Linked DNA regions of Homo sapiens: region 2 is linked to region 1. Evidence: chromatin contacts called from ENCODE Hi-C or POLR2A ChIA-PET data. All regions are on one chromosome and are shown on one strand. Each heading gives the region's core, a stretch centred on a gene start or an enhancer-like site at or near the end of the contact. The rest is flanking DNA. Distances are from core to core; before and after follow the strand shown. Region 1 overlaps BABAM2 (BRISC and BRCA1 A complex member 2). Region 2 overlaps BABAM2 (BRISC and BRCA1 A complex member 2).

Region 1 (7,178 bases), core at 2,791-5,290:
AAAATATATAACATCACCTCTGTGATATTCCTGCCACAGATGCATAAATGGATCTAATCATGAGTGAACATCAGACAAATCCAAATTGAGAGAAATTATATAACATAACTGGCCTATAATCTTCAAAAATGTTGTAAATGTCAAGGACAAACTGAGGAACTATTACACACTAGTGAAACAACTAAAATCACACATGATTCTAAACTGAATTCTGAACCAGGCATGGTAGGTCATGCCAGGGGAGGCTGAGGTGGGAGGAGCGCTTGAGCTCAGGAGTTCAAGACCAGCCTGGGCTACAGCAACACCTCATCTCTTACAAAAAATAACAATGATGATAAATGATTTAAAACTAAACTGAATTCTTCTGCTACAAAGAAATCATTGGGACAATATAAGTGAAATTTGAATGGGATCTTAGAATTGGATGGTAGTAGTATGCCATGTTAATTTCCTGATTTTTTTTTTACCATATTGCAATTATTAATATGTAAGAGAATGCCTTTATTTCTAAGAAATACATACTAAAGTATTTGGAGGTGAAGGCCATCACACCAGCAACTTAGTCTCAAATGGTTTTTTAAAAGTGCTTTTATTGTTCTTACATTTCTATTATAAATTTGAGATCGTTTGAAATTTTCTTTTAAAGGAAAGAATTAAAAGAGGACCAAAAAAAAAAAAAGACAGGAGCTGGAATTTTAAATTAGAAACCCATTGCACATGCTTTCAAGTTTTATGGTACATATTTATACTAAGTTGCATGATAAATTATGTATAATTCCCCCAAATATAACTATTTTTCCCAAATTAAAGAATCTCACCATGCTTGGTCAAAGAAGTCTACCTGGAATAATCTCCACTGGATCCTGGAGTCAAGATTTGAGGCCCAAAGTAGTCAAACCTAAGTCAGCAATGCTTCTTACTGAAATTGCTTAATAAGGCTTATTTCTGTCTGGGTGCTATGCATCGTACCTTAACATACATCGCCAACAACGCTTGAAGATAAATACTGTTATTATTTCTATTTTGAAGATTTGAACTTTTCTCAAGGAGATTAAGCAAAATGTTCAGGATCTTCCTCTAGTAAACAGAGCACTAGAAAAAAAACTTAAGTTTTTCAACTCATGGCCTGTGCTTTTCCCACTGCAATCCAGTAGCTCCCTAGGTCCATGGCACCACGCTCTTCATTGTGGGAGAGACAAAGATGAATGAGGCAAGTTCTCAGAGAAGTATTTCTGCCTTCTCTTCTTCATACCACAGTCAGTATCTTCTGCCTCTTCCCTCTTACTAGGACTCTCTCACATACTAGTTTTCATCAGTGGGTAAGTCCAGGGACATTATTTAATCTACCTTTTTCCTCATTGAAGAGATGCTAAAGCAATACTTTTTTTTTTGACATCACAAACTGAATTTACTTTATTATTATTATGTTTTATTATACTTTAAGTTCTAGGGTACATGCGCACAATGTGCAGGTTTGTTACATATGTATACATGTGCCATGTTGGTGTGCTGCACCCATTAACTCGTCATTTACATTAGGTATATCCCCTAATGCTATCCCTCCCCCATCCCCCCACCCCACAACAGGCCCCGATGTGTGATGTTCCCCTTCCTGTGTCCAAGTGTTCTCATTGTTCAATTCCCACCTATGAGTGAGAACATGCAGTGTTTGGTTTTTTGTCCTTGTGATAGTTTGCTGAGAAGGACGGTTTCCAGCTTCATCCATGTCCCTACAAAGGACATGAACTCATCATTTTTTATGGCTGCACAGTATTCCATGGTGTATAAGTGCCAAATTTTCTTAATCCAGTCTATCATTGATGGACATTTGGGTTGGTTCCAAGTCTTTGCTATTGTGAATAGTGCCACAATAAACATACGTGTGCATGTGTCTTTATAGCAGCATGATTTATAATCCTTTGGGTATATACCCAGTAATGGGATGGCTGGGTCAAATGGTATTTCTAGTTCTAGATCCCTAAGGAATCGCCACACTGTCTTCCACAATGGTTGAACTAGTTTACAGTCCCACCAACAGTGTAAAAGTGTTCCTATTTCTCCACATCCTCTCCAGCACCTGTTGTTTCCTGACTTTTTAATGATCACCATTCTAACTGGCGTGAGATGGTATCTCATTGTGGTTTTGATTTACATTTCTCTGATGGCCAGTGATGGTGAGCATTTTTTCATGTGTTTTTTGGCTGCATAAATGTCTTCTTTTGAGAAGTGTCTGTTCATATCCTTCGCCCACTTTTTGATGGGGTTGTTTGTTTTTTTCTTGTAAATTTGAGTTCTTTGTAGATTCTGGATATTAGCCCTTTGTCAAAAGAGTAGATTGCAAAAATTTTCTCCCATTCTGTAGGTTGCCTGTTCACTCTGATGGTAGTTTCTTTTGCTGTGCAGAAGCTCTTCAGTTTAATTAGATCCCATTTGTCAATTTTGGCTTTTGTTGCCATTGCTTTTGGTGTTTTAGTCATGAAGTCCTTGCCCATGCCTATGTCCTGAATGGTATTGCCTAGGTTTTCTTCCAGGGTTTTTATGGTTTTAGGTCTAACATTTAAGTCTTTAATCCATCTTGAATTAATTAGCAATTCTAAAGATTTACAAATGTGCCTCAGAATATAAGGGTTAAAAAAATGAGTTTATTGAGTTTATGATAACCACTTAGCTAAAACTGGAAAGAAAAAATGACATAGGAGGAGTATAAAGATAAACAGTACGATCTGTGAATAATTTGATGTTGGATAAGAAAAGCCAAAGGCCAACCTAGGAACTATTAGGAGTTCTGGACAACTAAACTGCTGACTCCCAAATTTCTAATGTCTCACTTGGTAGAAGAGATCACCTAAGAAGCTCTCATAAAGAGCAGAAATGGGACTGTTGCTCTCTGGAGAAACAATGGGACCTTTTCATCTCTGTGAGGAGTACACTATTCTTCCCACTTCAGTGATGGTTGAAAAGAAACTGACTCCTCGATAAAAACAGAGTGGGGATAATAAGACACCACTTTATGCCAGGTGCAGTGGCTCACGCCTGTCATCCCAACACTTTGGGAGGCTGAGATGGGAGGATGGATTGAACCCTGGAGTTCGAGGCCAGCCTGGGCAACATGGCAAAACCCCATCTCCACAAAAAATACAAAAATTAGCCGAGCATGGTGGCATGTGTCTATAGTGTCAGCTACTAGGCTAAGATGGCAGGATCAATTGAACCCAGGAGATTGTGGCTCTAGTGATATGTGATCACACCACTGTACTCCAGCCTGAGCCAGGATCAAGAACCTGTCTAAAAAACAAAACAAAACAAAACAAAACAAAAATACTAAGTAAATAATGAATTCTCTCAACTCAGCTCACAATACAAAGTAGGACACGTTGAATATCACTTTCATAATTCTGCTTCATCCATCTGGAACACTGGCTATAAGGCCTTACTAGAACTTTGAGAAGCTTACTGAGTAAATTTTTTTTTTTTTTTACTCAATAAGTTCAAGTATTGAGTAAATTTTCCCAAAAAACAAATACTCTAAAATGAAAGATATCACATCAGGACCATATAATTACTTTCAGCATTTTATGAAAAGGATAAAGGAAACCCTCCTCATAAAACAAAACAAAAAACTATAGGCCGTTTATAGATTACTCAAACTGACATAATTCAGTTTGTAAAATCATTATTTTATTACATGATTCCTATATAAAATCATTATTTTAACATAGGAACTTATAAGAAAACTCAATGCAGTTATGTTTCTTGTGGTTAGTACTGTGTCAGAGAGGGCAGTGGCTTTGGTTTACCTCCAATGGTCTCTCTCAAAAACACCAACTGACTGAGTCTATTCCTGGAATTGCTCTAACCTCCCCTAGTATTTTGTCTGTTCGCACATTGTAATGCACAAGGAACAGTGGTAACATGTGAAATAAGTTCAAAGACCCCAAAGTGGAAGACACTGTTTTCCTGCATCCTACCTACTGTAACTGAAAACTGGGAATTTACTGGAATTGAGAATTTATTATGAGTCAGATGGCTGATAGCCTTTCCAACCAAAACATCTGCTCTACAAAGGCACAACTGCTCCAATCCATTTCCTCTTGGATCTGGAGAATGACCAAGTTGTAGCTTAGCCCTTTCCTTAAAGACACAGGGGCTTGAAATGAAAATGAAATAAAAGTGGATCTCTATGTCACCTTCCAAATTCTACTACTCTTAAATGGTATTAAAATGTAACAAAATATGAGAATAAGTATGTTTTAGACATTAAAAAAATTGCAGTCGGTTCAGTGGAGTAACCAAGGATTTTTATCAGATCATTCAAATTTACAACGGCACAGCTGAAACCAATTCTTTCTCTGGTATTGAGGGAAAAAGGGACATGTATTACCCAAGCACAGTGAAAAAGCGTTTCATTATTCATTTATTTATTCAAAAAATATTCACTGTGCACTTCTACGTGTCAGGCACTATTCTAGGAACAACTGGTGAACAAGCTAGATAATGGCCCTCCTCTTAGAGCCTACCTTTCAGCAGGGGATGACGAATAAACAAGTCAGCCAATTCATAAATAGCCTTCAAAACACTATAGGAGTTATCTTGTTTCCAATGGTTTATTTACAACAATTGATACCAAGATTTTTTTCTAGCAACTACAGAGAGCTACTGCAGTGGTTCAAGTTCTAGCATTTGTTAAAAAACACACATTCCTGAACCCTGCCCTGGGGATTATGATTCAGTAAGTGTGGGTAAGTCAAGGAAATATGATTTTTTAACTTACAAGGGGATTGAACTGCCCATCCAGGTTTGGGGTCTATTGCCTTAGAGCAATAAAAAAATGTGTGAGCTTCCTATCAATATGTTTATATGTATTTATTTATAAGCTATATAGATGAACCTATGTACTAATACATTATGAACATCATAAAACATGCACAAACAGTAGAAATTCTAAGAGGGTGAGATAAAAATCAACACAACTGTATGGCTTACTATATGGGGCATGTTAGGAGGTCTGCAGGTTCCCCACATGGACTGGGGATAGGACAACCACAGGTGAGGCCCTGTAATTCACAGCTTGGAAAGACAGACTCTATCTCAGCCCTCACTCTGCTCCATAACTTACATGGGTGCAGAGAACTAGGCAGAGGAGCATTAAAATTATCATCATCTCAGTGACAAGAATTTGGGAGGCCCTGTGTCTCACTTCACATGCCAACATATACCTGCCCATTCTTGTTAACACACACCAAATATGGTAAAACCAGATCTAAAAAAAGACAAACTCTGTCATAGGTTCGGCAGCCATAACCCTGTTGTGTCAGCTGTTTGAATCATGTGTGAATGAGTCCATGCATGCTAGATATCAGGCAATATGGTAGAGTAGAAAGATCACAGACTTTGGAGTTAGACAGACTAGTGAGAATCATAGCTTCATCGCTTACTGGCTATGTCAACCTGGCTGGATAAGTTATTTAAAACCTGGATGAGTCTATTTCCTCAACTATAAAATGAGAAGTTATAAAACTGCTGTATCAGTAATAGTAGCCACCATTATTGGCACTGTTATCCCAGATCATCTTGGGACTATCTGACCCACCTGTTCCCTGCTATCTGTGGACACTGGGCTTTGCCTGCTTCCCTGGAAATGATACCTATCTGTTGCCTTCTCTGTATGTAAACTCTGTTGTCAAATCCTTGCCTGTCTGTACAAAACCAATTTCTTCCTCCTGACCATGATGAATGAGTACCTCCACAACAGCTGCCCCCTTAGAACCTACTCGCTCCTGGCCAGGCCCACATACATGCCCTTGACTTTGAATTCAGTGTTACGCCTCATGGACCAACAGCCCACACTTGCCCCTTCATTTGGCATCGAGCTTTCTAGTCGTTATGCTTCTGCAGGCACAAAATCTCAACAAGTAGCAACTTCTCTCTTCTAGTCATGGTCTCCTTTCCAGTGTCTCTTGTTTGTGCTTCCTGATATTATTATTTGAATAGTTACATGTACTGAAATCATTTATTGAGTTTGGAGATTAGAAGGCGATACACAAAAGAATCTGCTCACAACGGCAGGAACGGGCATACACATATACACAAAAGCATAGTTTTTCAACTAGGTGACTTTTAAAAGTCAGGCAGCCATCTTTTTTTTTTTTTTTTTTTTGGAGACAGAGTCTCTCGCTCTGTCACCCAGGCTGGAGTGCAGTGGCACGGTCTCGTCTCACTGCAACCTCCACCTCCCAGGTTCAAGCGATTCTCCTGCTTCAGCCTCCCAAGGAGCTGGGATTACAGGCACGCGCCACCACACCCGGTTAATTTTTTATGTTTTTGATAGAGATGGGGTTTTACCATGTTGGCCAGGCTGGTCTCGAACTCCTGACCTCAAGTGATTGGCATCCCCACCCGCCCCCAGCCTCCCAAAGTGCTGGGACTACAGGTGTGAGCCACTGTGCCTGGCCAAGGCAGCCATCTTAAGAAAACTCAGGCCTCTTAAAGAAAAAATCAAAACAATTAAAAATCTATCTAAAATAATTTAGAAAAAGAGAAAATAATCAATATCAAACCAAAATTAGAAAAGACAAAAAACAAAATGAAGAGCAAAAGTAAAAATAAGCTAAGTACATGCAGCAACACAAAAGACAGAAAAATTCACATTAAATCAAGACTATACGTTAGAAATTTTTTTTTAATTAGGGCATTATAAATCCTGATTATATGCTAGTAAATTTGGTAGTTAAATGTAAATAGATAAAAATTCAAGACCACAAGAGGATAAAAGAGAGGTATCGGGAAATAGCAAACCTGAATGGACAACTTACAACAACAGAGTGAAATGTTATTAGGATTACTGTTTTCAAAGATGCCTATAGCCAATGAGTTTGTTGGAGAATGTTTTGGAACTTTCCAAAAATAGGTAAGAATGTTATGCTTTTCAATCTACCTCATAAGGCAAATATAGTCTTATTTTCCAAAAACAGACAAGATATGCACAATGATTTTTTATGAGTATGGCTATAATAACTAAATAAAAACCCTAGTAAATAGAAAAAAAGATCACATTAAAATAATTTTCCTATGAACAAGCAGAGTTTTGTTCTTGTACTGCATAACTAGACACAAGGAAAACAATATAATTCATCACGCAAAGAGGGACAGTATAGAAATCATATCGTTAATGCAACAAG
Region 2 (7,305 bases), core at 3,223-5,722, 35 kb before region 1:
TGTGGACATAACATACCTTCTACAGCAAAGATGAAGTAGAACAACTTTATTTTTAAAATCCACCTGACATACCCCCCATCCACATTGATATTCTGCCCTGAAAACTAAGTAAATGATGCTTTATTAATATAACAAACCAATCATTGATCATTGTCTAGATGGAAACATACTGATATGAGAAAATCATGGAAAATCTGAGAGCTAGGGGCCCTGGAAGGACCAGTGCTGTGAACAACATGAGCTTAATGAGGTCATGGTCCTAACACAAGAGGAAAGCTCTGAAGTGCTGGTTTTAATACCCTAGAGCCTTGCTCCTTCTGGAATTCTTCTGTCCCCATCATGAAATAAATTAGGAAACCTAGGTGTTTGTGTTGGGTGGGGAGGCATCAGAGTAGGAGAGGTCTTCATGAATCTCTCATTCTGCAGTAATAGGGGTAAAAACTGCTTCCTAACATCAGAATTATGTTAGCTATCGAGAGCAAGAAAAAAGTTAAAAGTGTGTTCTTATTTAGGCAAATATCAATAAATATGAACAACAGAATTCTTGCAAAAATGATCATCCATTATATATCCTTTATAACAAATGTTCCCAATCTGTTGGCCTCATGGCATCATGGGGGTTTAGGGTTGCTAGAACAAGTTTACTAAATGATCACACACCAAGCATTATTTGAAGACTGAATAAATGCTCTGTGTGTGTGTATGTGTGTGATATATACACACATATACATATATGTGTATGTTATGAACCGAATATTTATGCCCCCAAAATCCACATGTTGAAGCCCTAACCCCCAATGCAATAGTATTAGGAGGTGGGGCCTTTGGAAGGTAATTTGGTTTAGATAAGGTCATGAGGGTAGAGTCCCCATGATGGAATAAGTACTTTTACAAGAAAAAGAAGAGATATGAGGGCTTCCACTCTACTGTGTGAGGATACAGCAAGAAGGTGGCCATTTGCAAGCTAGGAAAAGGGTCATCACCAGACACCAAATTTATTAGCACCTTGATCTGGAATGTTTTAGCAACCACATTGTGAGAAATAAACTTCTACCATTTAAGCCATCCAGTCTATGGTATTTTGCTATGGCAGGACAAGCTAAGACAATGCATATGTATACATATGTATATATACACACACATAGCTACATATATCTTTTATACACACGTGTTAGGTGTGTATGTATGCACATATACTTACAGCACATATACAATATGTGCATATATACATGTATATATGTATTTGTCTTTCAAATATATACTTATACTGTTGTGATTAAAAAATACAAGTATATTTAAAAGGCATTTTGAATTCATTTATTAATATGAAATGCTAAAAGTATTACTTCTATCCCTAGGGATCTATGAAATGCTTTTGAAATTTATTTTTTACCCATAGTAAAATTTACTCTTTGTGATATACAGTTCTATGGGTTTTGACAAATATGTAGAGTTGTATATTCACCGTGACAACAGAGAATAATTCCACCATTCTAAAAAAATTGCCTTGTCCTGCCTCTTTGTAGTCAAGCGCTTCTCCTATGCCCATATAAAAGGTTTTGACATTAATAAAAGGTCCTCATACTTGGAAGATATTGGAATAATGGTCTCACAGTGTTGATGACCATCTGTTTTATAACCTTAAGCTACCTTTTTTATACATTGGTTTCTACTTCCATCAAGTGTCTGACATAAAGGATTGAAGGGGAAAGTCACTGAAACAACAGGATAGGAGGAATTAGAGACTTAGAGTTCAGACTTCAAGATAGTACAAAGAAATAAATGCTAGAACTTGAAGATGGAAGAGATATAGGTAGAAAAAAAAGAAATATGCCTGAGAGATGCAGGAAAAGCATTGAGTTGGATAAAGCTGATGAGTGATCATTTACGAGGAAAAGTAATAAACTCTGTTTATTACAAGGAAAAGTAATAAACTCTGTTTTTAAGCAAGAGAATGATAGATCAGATTTGTGTTTTCAGAAGACTACTCTGTCTGTAATGTGGCAACTAGACTGAAGTGGGGAAAAAGGAGATGCAGGGAGACCAGTTACCAGTCCTGTTTAGAGATGCTAGTAGCTCAGATAAGTCATCACAAAGGATAGAAGTTTAATATAAAACCACAAGAAGTGAAGACAAACAGGAAAGCATTTCAACAGCTACACAGCTAGAATATCTCTAGTATGTCATTCAGAGCACATCTGCAATCCCAGTCAATCCTTGTAGAAAACTGGAATCATCAAGACACAATACAGAAAGACATCTAGCAATATGGCTAACTGGATAACCTAGAGTCCTCCTGCAACAAAACACTAAGAGGTGTTGAATAAATTTTTTTTATTTTTTATTTACTCATTTTTTTTGAGATGGAGTCTCACTCTGTCACCAGGCTGGAGTGCAGTGGTGCAATCTAAGCTCACTGCAACCTCCATCTCCCAGGTTCAAGCAATTCTCCTGCCTCAGCCTCCCAAGCAGCTGGGACTAGAAGCGCATGCCACCAAACCCAGCTAATCTTTGCATTTTTAGTAGAGGCAGGGTTTCACCATGTTGGCCAGGATGGTCTCCACCTCTTTTTTTTCTTTTTCTTTTTTTTTTTTTTTTTTTTTTTTGAGACGGAGTTTCACTCTTGTCGCCCAGGCTGGAGTGCAATGGTGCGTTCTTGGCTTACTGCAACCTCCACCTCTCCGTTCAAGCGATTCTCCTGCCTCAGCCTCCCAGCTAGTGATCCCCCTGCCTCGGACTCCTAGAGTGCTGGGATTATAGACGTGAGCCATTGCGCCCAGCTGAAAAAAAATGTTTAAACATAGTTACACTTCCTCCAAATTAAGAATAATTCCCAGGAGTACCTATCCCTGGTCCCACTACCTATGGCTTGGGTATCTGGGGCACATGGTCCACAGCAGGCTGTGAGTGTGGTGGGCACTGAGGCTTCTCAGAGAGAACAATGTCATATGCAGTTTTCCTGCATGGTCTGTCCTGTAAAGAGGCATAAAGGCTGTTGTACCAAGGAAGTGACAGGGATCAAGCTCTGTTTTATTGAGATTAATCTAGCAAAGAATAAGATACTTAGAGGCTTGAAACAGGCTGGGGCAAGGGTGAGGAGATGAACATGAGAGACGACACACAAGCAAAATGAACTGGCAATTGATTAGATATGGGAAGCAATAGCAAGAGGTCAAAAATAGGATGCCTGGGTTTCATGGCTAGGGTCATTAGAAGGAGGGTAAAGCCATTAATGAAAATAAAGAACATGGGAGAAGTATAGATTTGGGGGACAGGAAGACAGGAAGTGTTAGATGATAATTCACACTTTAAATATTACATATGAAGATATAATGACTATTCTAGCATGAGACAATATAGAAGACATTAAAAATGCAGAACTGAACTATAGAATATAGATCCTTAAATGAGGTTTAGGAATTGCTTTAGGGGAAGGTGCGTTACTCTCCAAACTATATTTAAACTTTTTATGCATATATATTTTTCTAGGGTGAAGTCTATGGCTCTCATTAGATTTTCAAAGAGGTCTGTGTCAATCTGCTATTCCTTTAAACATACTGTGTCAACTTTGGTTACTGTTAATCTCTGGTGTTGTACAGTTTCCTTACGATATGTCTAGGTGTCAATTTCTTTTTATTTGGCCTGTTTGAGATTCACCGGACTTTCTCAATCTGAGGGTTGATATCTTCCATCAGTTCTGGGACATCCTGGGGGCATTTTCCCATCTACTTTCTGATTTCTTTGCTCAATGTTTTTGTTAACTAGCACTTTGCATCTCAGACCTTCCACTGAGGAATGTTTTCCTACTTGTGAATAAATATAAATGAACAGCAACTGCATAAAACAGTAATGATCGGTGTGAAAAGCTTTGCTGTTAAGAAATAGTGTTAAACTGGAAATCATGAATTTCTCATCTTCACGGCAGAAAAAAAATCTGCACAAAACCCTTGAGATGTTTTGCAGAAAGGTGCTAGGCCTGATTTTTTAAATTAAGATATAGTATATCTTATAGCTTTAGACTAATTATTATGCTGTAGAGAGGAGTATAGCATTTAAGAGAAATAAGGCATAGAACTTCCCCAAGACTCAAAATAAATTTAAGACAGAACTTAAGGGTCAAACAAGTTTAAGAAACATGTACCAGTGAGATTTGAATTATCACAGATTTATATACATCTTCTTTCTAAATGTGTATTTTCTGCCTAAAAAGGAAGCTAGATAAAAACACTGAGATATCACTAACTTAAGTGGCTAGGGAGGTGGGAGTTCTACACCAGAATGTTTCCAAAAATATGATATTTTGGGGCTGATTGATTTTCTCCCCCAACTAAATTCTGTTCTGGTTCTTTTTTGTAATATTTCAAAGCAAAGGCTGAGCTCTTGATCTTTTGGGAGGCACAGGCAAGACAAAAGGCCAAACTCACTAATGAAAACTTGCTGAACTTACTTTTCAGAATTCCATTCTAAGTCATGAAGAACCCTTTTGGCCCTGCTCCCAGACTAGTAAAACGAACATCTCAAGTCCCTAGAGGATAAGACAGCTCTCTCTACCAAAATCAAATACATATCTTCTCCTGAGAGCTGGCTGTCTTAGCATACTCAGGACCATCTATTTATCAAAGGACTAAAGAAAAAAACTCTCCAGGAGCACAATATTTATTATAGGATTATCTCAGTGACTCGAGAAAACATGAGTAAGGCTAAATTAAACCATGTTTACTATTACGTTCTATTACTTAAATCCTGACACAAAATCAGCCTAAGAGATCTGGAAGGTCTCTTTTTTGAGAAGACTGATACGGATTTTTTTTCAAGGCAAGAATTTTTTTCTTTAAAATCTATACCTGTTAGTTATACAATTTTTCTCATTGTTTTAAAAATATTTTAAGCATCTAAAATAAAAATTTTCCATTCTGTTAAGATATCAAATTTGGTGGTAAATAAAATCACATATACCAATATATTTAACTTGCTTATTGCTTTTAAAAAACGTATTTGATCCAATTTATCCGAATGTAATATCCTTACTCATTCATAATTTTAAGTAGTATTATTTTAATTTTCAGTTCCCCTCACCCTTTCCCTAGGTCCTTTAGCCAAGTTTCACTTTATCCCAGCCCTTGTAGATCCCAGGCTATCCAAATATTCCAAGAGACCATGTTTGCTGCCAGGCACGCTGTGGGGTAAAGGCAGGGGAGGGGAGGCTGGAGACGCCAACAGGACTATATTAGGTCACATAGGTCACAGAAGATCAAAGTCATATTCCACCTCCAGGATTCAGTTGATAAACCGCTCTTATGAAACAGGGCTCCACCTCTCAGAAACATGAACAGGCGACCATAAAGGAAAGTATCCTCCTGGCTAGCCACAAGGCACAGCAATAAGAAATGACTGTGAAAGCCCACCGCCTTAACATGCACATAGTGTCACAGCTTTCTGCCTCTCCAGCCAGACCTGTCAATGGAGACTGTGGTTGAGCTTGGGCAGGGGCCTGGCTAGGGCCAGCCTGGCCAGAGGGGCTGTGGCTCACCAGCCCTCAACTGATGGAAAAGAGGCCCAGGCCTTAAAGAGTTTAGAGTCCAGGGAGGCAATATGACAAAGGAGGCATAAACACAGGGAAAAAGTGTGGTGCCATTGTGGAGGCAGGCAGTGGCGGTCAGGAAATGTTCCATGGAGGAGGTGATGATTGAGAAGATCTAAGAACATGGGCAGGACTTTAACGGACCCTGTGGGGGAGGTAAATAAACTCAATGTTCTGGTCTAAGGAGCAGCCTGAGCAAGGTATGGAAGTGAAAAAAATACAAGATGTGTTCGGGAAATCACAAAATTCTGCTTGGCTGGACAACAGGATACACGTAGAGTCCAGCCTAGGGTGGAAAAGTGAACAGGACTGTAACACGGAATCTGAATGCCAGATGGAGAGCTGTGCATTTACTTCGCTTGGCAACAGAGAGGCATTGAAGCTTCTCAGCAAGGACATTACAGGACTGGAATTTACTTCAAAGGACAGTGACAGTTCCACATGGATAAACTGAAATAGGAAGGAACTAGAAGTTAAGAGCCCCTCAGGACCCATGGCAACTGGAAGACTGAACTAGGTAATGATAGTAGGCATGACAAGACTCAGAGACATTGTGGAGAGTGGGTTTTTAGTCCAAAACAACTGGCTGGCTAATAGGGGCATGAGGTATGGTCAATGCCTTTAAGATGTACCACCTGGGCACCAAGAAGACAAGAGTGTCATGAATAAAAACAGGCTGTAAAGAAGAAACATTAGCTTATTGGGGGAATGATGAGTTTAGTTTCAGGCCCTTTAAATTTGAGGTGTCAACTGAACACACAGATAGACATGTCTATCTAGTGGTTAGAGAAGCAGATCTGTAAGCAGGGAGAAATGCTGAGATTAGAAATGGGGATCTGGGTGTCATCCACAAACAGGCAATGCCACAAAAGTGTCTAGGGATGTTATCACAGGAAGCACAATTTAGCATAATTTAATGGGTTGAAAAAAGGAAGGAGTAGCAGTGAAGGAGACAAGGAAGGATCTAAAAACTCCAAGTTATGGAAGAAAAAAGCTATATTATAAAACACATGATAGACATACTATCATGAGGATCAGATGGGATGGTAAAGTGAAAAGCAGTTTGAATATTTTAAAGTACTGAACAAATACATATCTGTTATTGTTACAGTATTGCATATTTAATCTCTAGAAAAGCCAGGCTTTCCATAATCTTCCAAAGCTCCTTCTCCACCAAGTCAAATGGAAATGTGATCTCCCACTCTCTTGAACTCTTATAGCACTTAATAAGTATTTTCTCAAGGAGCACTAACTAAGCATCAACCATGGGCCAAGCACTACAGTAGGGCCTTTCTCATCTACCTCCCCACTTGGAGTAGATGAAACTGAAACTTAGATTTATTCCTCTTCACAGAAGATGAAATGAAGCTCAAAAACGTTAACTTAAGCCAAGATTGCCAGCCAATAAGTGAAGGAACAGGGGGCTTCTGATGCCATGTATTAATATGCCTTTTCTATTAATCCACAAGTCACAACTTGCCATATTTGTTCTGATCCCTCTTACTTTGAGGAAATTAAGGAGATGAGCCACATTTCATTTATGCTGACAGCCTCTGAAGCACCTAGCAAAGGGCCTCACATGTGGTTGATTCTCATTGGGTTTCTGTTGCCTGAAAGAACAAACATGCATATTGCAGGTACACAGGCCTCAATAATAGTGAGCGTTCGTGGGCTGGGAAGTTTTGAGTACTCATTTCCAAGGCAGATGTAACTTAACAAAAAGT

The links. A loop is a pair of places that touch in the nucleus more often than their neighbours do. ChIA-PET counts read pairs that join two places held with the same protein, here RNA polymerase II (POLR2A). Pooled maps may share reads with other maps.
Region 2: a map of heart left ventricle shows a loop between it and region 1 (1.8-fold over the local background). The contact joins two enhancer-like sites. A Hi-C loop is called at or near these places in 4 of 168 maps with a recorded cell type or tissue (heart left ventricle, heart right ventricle, prostate gland and 1 more), 1 of 37 single-sample maps with no recorded cell type and 2 of 50 pooled maps. POLR2A ChIA-PET finds 5 or more read pairs at or near these places in 4 of 52 experiments (H1, MCF 10A, activated CD4-positive, alpha-beta T cell and 1 more).

What each region holds. Positions count from the first base shown.
Region 1 is chr2:28,099,442-28,106,619 of GRCh38, reverse strand. The region is part of intron 6 of BABAM2 (BRISC and BRCA1 A complex member 2); the gene reads right to left. Among named protein-coding and RNA genes, the nearest start is that of MIR4263, 110 kb to the right of the region's middle. Within about 2 kb of position 4,040, at least 2 of the 41 ENCODE cell types and tissues checked have a DNase peak (open chromatin) inside an H3K27ac peak, as active enhancers do.
Region 2 is chr2:28,134,623-28,141,927 of GRCh38, reverse strand. The region is part of intron 7 of BABAM2 (BRISC and BRCA1 A complex member 2); the gene reads right to left. Among named protein-coding and RNA genes, the nearest start is that of MIR4263, 140 kb to the right of the region's middle. RefSeq lists a silencer at 6,339-6,539. Within about 2 kb of position 4,472, at least 5 of the 41 ENCODE cell types and tissues checked have a DNase peak (open chromatin) inside an H3K27ac peak, as active enhancers do.